2 separate regions of the Homo sapiens genome follow, and region 2 is linked to region 1. A link is an interaction called in ENCODE POLR2A ChIA-PET data of the cell type or tissue named here. Cell type or tissue: Panc1. All regions are shown on one strand. Links, peaks and the distances in the headings refer to the core of each region. The heading gives the core; the rest is flanking DNA. Region 1 overlaps LOC107985365 (a long non-coding RNA gene). Region 2 overlaps LOC124904556 (a long non-coding RNA gene).

What was found. ChIA-PET counts read pairs that join two places held together with the same protein. Peaks named below come from ENCODE experiments on the same cell type or tissue, not always from the same donor. Only the 100,000 strongest peaks of a DNase experiment are listed, where the experiment ranks them.
Region 2: POLR2A ChIA-PET joins it to region 1 with 12 read pairs; 6 of 35 experiments call an interaction of 5 or more read pairs at or near these places.

What each region holds. Positions count from the first base shown.
Region 1 is chr1:234,823,592-234,826,504 of GRCh38, forward strand. All of the region lies in intron 2 of LOC107985365 (a long non-coding RNA gene), which reads right to left. Among named protein-coding and RNA genes, the nearest start is that of LINC02961, 65 kb to the left of the region's middle. In Panc1, for the core only: no CTCF peak of the experiment used is centred there; no DNase peak of the experiment used is centred there; H3K27ac peaks cover 2,162 bases.
Region 2 is chr1:234,713,189-234,716,101 of GRCh38, forward strand. It overlaps LOC124904556 (a long non-coding RNA gene), which reads left to right. Exons shown (of 2, transcript XR_007066953.1): 2 at 1-2,913. Among named protein-coding and RNA genes, the nearest start is that of LINC01132, 9.4 kb to the right of the region's middle. RefSeq lists a silencer at 1-68. In Panc1, for the core only: no CTCF peak of the experiment used is centred there; no DNase peak of the experiment used is centred there; H3K27ac peaks cover 2,500 bases.

The DNA.
Region 1 (2,913 bases), core at 218-2,717:
TCAAAGCTCTCAATGTGTTTTACAGGCAAGTTTAGAACTGTAGTCGAATCCCCTTTTATCACAGAGGAAACTGAGTCACTGTGCAGCGAGGGCTGGAGGGCATACAGGGTTTGTTACAAGGGAGGACTCTCGGAGACACCCCCAATAGAAGCCCTTCAGGGAGCGGGCCAGCGGGAGAGCACCCCCGACCACACCTTTGTTCTGCATTTATATGTACAGATTCTTATCCCTACGTATAAATTCTACCCACACATCCCGAGCCATGTCTGAGCCCCTTGACTCTGGCATTAACAATAGGAATAACAACACTTACCAGTTTTGATGCCTACCATACATCAGGCACTGCTTCCCCTACACCTCACTACCATCTGTGAGGTTGCTGTTATTATCCTCATTGTGTAAATGGAGACAATAAGAGGTTCAATGCTCTGGCCAGGTGACACCCCACACCCTCCAGCCCCAAACACACACACACATACCAGAGGTGGCCTCAGAGCACACACTTTCCTTACCACGGACACCTGCTTCCAAAATTAAAGAACCAGATTAACATTTTTCCAAAGAAGCCAGAAACTTCTATTTATCCCTCCAGTCTTCATTTCAGAATACGGAGAAGACCAGGACAGATTCTGACAGGCTTCCCTTAGAGTTGAAGAAAACAGTTTGGAAGACAAACAGCTAAAAAAAACAAAACCATGAGGTGAGCTGGACAGGCATTCTAAGATCTTAACTGTAAAGAGCTCCATAAAAGTTATAAGAGATTGTTAAATAATGGAGAGAATTCCAGAACTCCAAAAATATTACTATAGAGTGTTCAAATGAGGAAGAAGAATTTTTTTTTTTTTTTTTTTTTTGAGATGGAGTCTTGCTCTGTCACCCAGGCTGGAGTGCAGTGGCGCGATCTCGGCTCACTGCAAGCTCCGCCTCTCGGGTTCATGCCATTCTCCTGCCTCAGCCTCTTGGGTAGCTGGGACTACAGGCACCCGCCACCAAGCCCAGCTAATTTTTTTGTATTTTTAGTAGAGACGGGCTTTCACTGTGTTAGCCAGGATGGTCTCGATCTCCTGACCTCGTGATCCGCCCACCGAAGAATTTTAAAGTATTTATTGTTCTTAGATTTTGTGTGTGTGTGTGTGTGAGTGTATGTGTGCTTACTATTCAAAATTTGAAAACCGTCCCATTGAATGTATTTTAATTGTCTAATATGGGAACAACTCAAGAGTGACAAGATTACATGTCACTGACACAAGAACTACCCACTGTGGATTCTGCGGGACTCAATCACTCCTTCTAGGGCATGGCCACAGACCCCCCTAGCTCCAAGGGAACTCTGGCTAGCTACTCATCAAACCCGCTTCCCTTTCCTCCTGGGCAAGCTGGGCTCTATTTCCCAGGCTATTTGCAGTTGAGCATAGCCATGTGACTGGGTTCCGGCCAATTTTCCCTCTACCAGCGATCTGTAAAACTTCCTGGGCCGGTCATGGTGGCTCACACCTGTAATCCCAGCACTTCGGGAGGCTGAGGTGGGTGGATGACCTGAGGTCAGGAGTTCAAGACCAGCCTGGTCAACATGGTGACACCCTGTCTCTACTAAAAATACAAAATTAGCCAGGTATGGTGGCGCATGCATGTAATCCCAGCTACTTGGGAGGCTGTGGCAGGAAAATCGCTTGAATCTGGGAGGCAGAGATTGCAGTGAGCCGACATCTCGCCACTGCACTCCAGCCTGGGTAACAAGAGTGAAACTCCATTTAAAAAAAAAAAAAAAAGAGCTTCCTGGGCAATTCTCCACTGTCTTTCACTACCATCTGTCTCCTGGAGGTCAACACCTGGGGGATCTAGAAAACATACATCAAGGACGACAGAGCCTTCATCTGCCTGGAACATGAGGGGCTGGTTGGAACAGGACCCCTTTCCCATTCCCTGCTGCTGATTAAATGTGACTGATTTGGTGTTGAGAGCCATCCTAACTAATAGGTCCAACATGTGCAAGCTAATCCAATTCATGGGGTAGAACCTGATCATTTGATTGCTTAAAAAAAAAAAAAACTAACCACAGAACAGTTTCAATGACAGTTATAACATGTTATAAAATGTTATAATAGCCAGCATTCCCTTCACTAACAGAGTAATTTAGAGATAAGAATCTACCCTCTCCAGGAAGGTGAAAAGTTTCATGATCTTCTCCCCCCATTGCACAGTAGAAAGAAGCCAGAGGTGCAGAGATACTCTGTCATTTTCTTTGTTGAATTGGTGGACTGTGATAAAACTCAGCTTCTTCAGTACCCTTTCTGGAGGCTCTAGGCTGAGGATGACAAATTGGTTTTGTCTTGAAGCCACCTGCAAATGATTGCTAGTCACTGCCTGCACTGAGACGGATTCTGAGGCCAAGTCGAGGCTTAGCAGGAAAGAATACTGTGACCTACACGCCTTCTCAGCCAAACGCACAGAACAGGAATGGCCACATATGTGCTCGTGTCAGCCAGTGTTCCTGGGGGCTTGTCCACGGGCAGATTCCTTCATAATCCCTTGGGATGCTTGCAATAATTCCATCTCCGAGCCCTCACCCTCACCCTCTCAAGGTTTACTGAATTAAAATCTTTGGGCGTGGACCCTGGAAATCTGCAGTTGTCTCGACTTTTTGTGGAATTTTGATGTAGAGTCAGCTTTGGAAACCACCTAGGAGCCTGTAGGCTCCTGCACGGGCACTGCAGCAAGGTAGCAGCAAAGGTGGGCTGTCTTTACCACCAAGACCGGGTAAATTAGGGATAATAATAACACCTGCCTCATAAGGATGGTGGAAAAATTAAAGGAGATTTTACATAATAAGCACTCAACAAATATTAGCTTTTATTATGTTATCTTCTTCTAAGAGTCTGTAAGAGGCCTTTTGCCCACGGCCATGAGCACAGG
Region 2 (2,913 bases), core at 293-2,792, 110 kb before region 1:
TCCTTGATCTGTCAGAACTCCTGGTTGAAGTGTAGGTATCACCTACACACAGTAAGGCTCCTTAGTGTTATGAAAACCCACTCATATGCTGGCACAGAACTCTCTCTTCCCCCAGCAATTGATCCAGCAATTCTCAATCCAGGCTGCACACTAAAGTCATCTGGGGAGCTTTTTAAAAAGCACCACTGCCAGGTTTCCTCCCCAGATAATCCAGTTTAATGGGTCTTGGGTGGGGCCCAAGCATAGGTATTATTTACAGGTTCCCTAAGTGAGGCTACTGGACAGCAGGAGTTGAGAAAAACTCATACAGAGGTACAAAAATAAAGGCTGGATGATGCGGCCCTTCAGGAAGCTCCTGCACATCTCACCGGCATATCGAGGGCATGAACTAGGTCATGGGGACGAGGCAGAATCTCACAGGCACCTCCCTGATGAAAGTGGCGCGAAGCACTGCCTTGCAGCGTCGCTCTGGGGCCTGTCGTTTGCCTGGGTCTAGCTTAGCAAGGGCAATGGCAAGAAGGGGTTTGGGAGTTAACAGACTGTTTCATTCCAAGGGTCAAGAGTTGGTGGTTGGTAGCAGTGAGTGGGTCTATATTAGCCTCCTTGCTGGAAGGAGGGCCGGTAACGTTGTCCCCATATTTGCCATCTGAGCGGACACTTCTGGAATATTCCAAGATGTGCCAATCCTTGGCCCTTGGAATTAATAGTCTCCTGACTCCCAAACCCCTTCTTGCCATTGCCCTTGCTAAGCTAGACCCAGGCAAAAGACAAACCCCAGAGCAACAGTGCGAGGCGGTGCTCCACGCTCCATCTCAGAGCAGAGCAACCTTAGGACCCCATTTCAGAATCCCCTCAATGAAGTGTATGGTGGAAGGGCCTGATTCGTGTCATGAGAGGTAACAACACCACTACCAACATCCTGCTTCTCGTCCCCCAGCCCCTGCAAGGGTGCAGTGTGGCTACAGGGGGTGTCTCTGCAGTGATTCCTCCCTTTACAGGGAATGAGTCAGGTCCTCTGAAGAAAAGGTGTAAAAAGAAAAAAGAGTGTGTTGTCAATACTTCAAAGCCTCAGCCAGCATCATCTGATCTAGGAAAGGTGTGATGGGGTAGGATAATCGATCGCTGCTTAATTTCCACTGGTTTCTGCAGGGTGCAGACCAGGAAATTAGACATTGGGCCTTCCCAGCAGGTCAAGAAACCCATGTCAGATACAGCAAAATCAGCCTCTGTGGCCAGGGGACAGAGGCGTGTGGCGTCTACAAGAAACAAAGAACACAAAGGTTTCCAAGACCATACTCTGAAATCTCTGCTCCTTAGAACAGACTCTAAGCTACTACAGAAAAACCACAAGGAAGTTTTCCATCTGCTTTTTTCCCCTAGTATCTTCTCCCTATCTCAAAAACAAAAAAACAAAACAAAACAAAACTTTAAAAATCCATGAAGCATTAGCTATTTTTAGAAATTTTAACTTTTCTATTATCTAACAATACATATTTCCTGAGCATTTTAAGTCCATTTTAATTTTGTGTACTATTTAATGGTAAATCGTGGTATATATCCTCAACATAATACTTCATATCCTTGCAGTCCGATTATTCAGTCAGCCTTCACTTCTTCAGATTAAACAATATAACTTCAATTTGCATATGTTCTCCAGGTTATTGCAAAATAAACCTGTTTCAGTGCATTTGAAGTATAGAACAGTGATCATTTTAAATCACACTCAATTGCCCAGCTTTTCATTTGAATAAAATTCAGGTACCGTTTAGTTCACAAAGATAATTTTACTTCAAGATTTACAGTCGTGCCTCTCATCTAAAGCAATCTTCCTCACCCTCTCCCCGGCACTATTTCTCACCAGCCCTCAAACCCACAAGGCCTCATTCAAAAATGATGAATCAAGAAGAAAATATAATGTAAATAGCTGCTGTATTAGAAAAATGCACTGGGAATCTTTGAAAGCCAGGGAGAATATATTAATATTCTATATTTCTTTTATCATACCAAAAAAAAAAAAAAAGGCAGGCTATGCCTTAGAGCAAGGCTGCAACAGTGTGTCCCATGTAGGAAAGATATTTGCAAGGCCGTCTGGCCTAAATGCTCACCATTAACCAAAGCAGGAGCTCTGGGAAGCTCCTGGGAAGTCCAGCCATGTGGGGCCACCAAAACATAATGGAAAATGCCCACCACACACTACACGCTTCTTCATTACATTGGCTCAATACTGAGAATGACCGCACAGGACAGCCCTCTTGCATGACACTAAGGTTTTGTAGGTGAACTGCCACCTGTTAGATTTCCACTTCCTTTGTTCTCCTACAGTGAGGTCTTTGTCCTGAGTTGAGGGGAGGACAGATTTTGGTGGGAAGATGATCTGAGTTTAAAGGGGCTCTGAGAGATCCACATGCAGCTGTCTAGTAGGTTAATGGGAATACCCATCCAACACTCTGGAAAGAGGTCCTTGCTGGAGATGGAAATCTAGGGTCCTTCACATTGGCATGGTTGTTGGAACCACGGCTGGGTCAGAGTTGTTGAGGAGCACAGACCTCTGAAGGGGGAAGAACAAGGAACCTTGGGAGCACCGATAATTGCTGGATACACGAGCTCTGCGACAGGAAGGCAAGCATAAGGCTGTCATGCCATAAAAACTAAGGCAAGAGAGAGTTTCCATGCGAGGGAGGGGTCACACGAACTGAATACAGTCCAAAGGACTGTAGGCAGTGGATGATACTATTTAGGAGGTCTAAATATAGCTCTAGTAATCTCAGCAAGAATAAGTTACAATGAAACAATTACGGGTAAGGGAGAAGCTAGCTAGATTTCACTGGACTAAAAAGGAGTAAGAAAGGAGTGGCTGGGCACCATGGCTCACGTCTGTAATCCCAGCACTTTGGAAGGCTGAGGCAGGCGGGT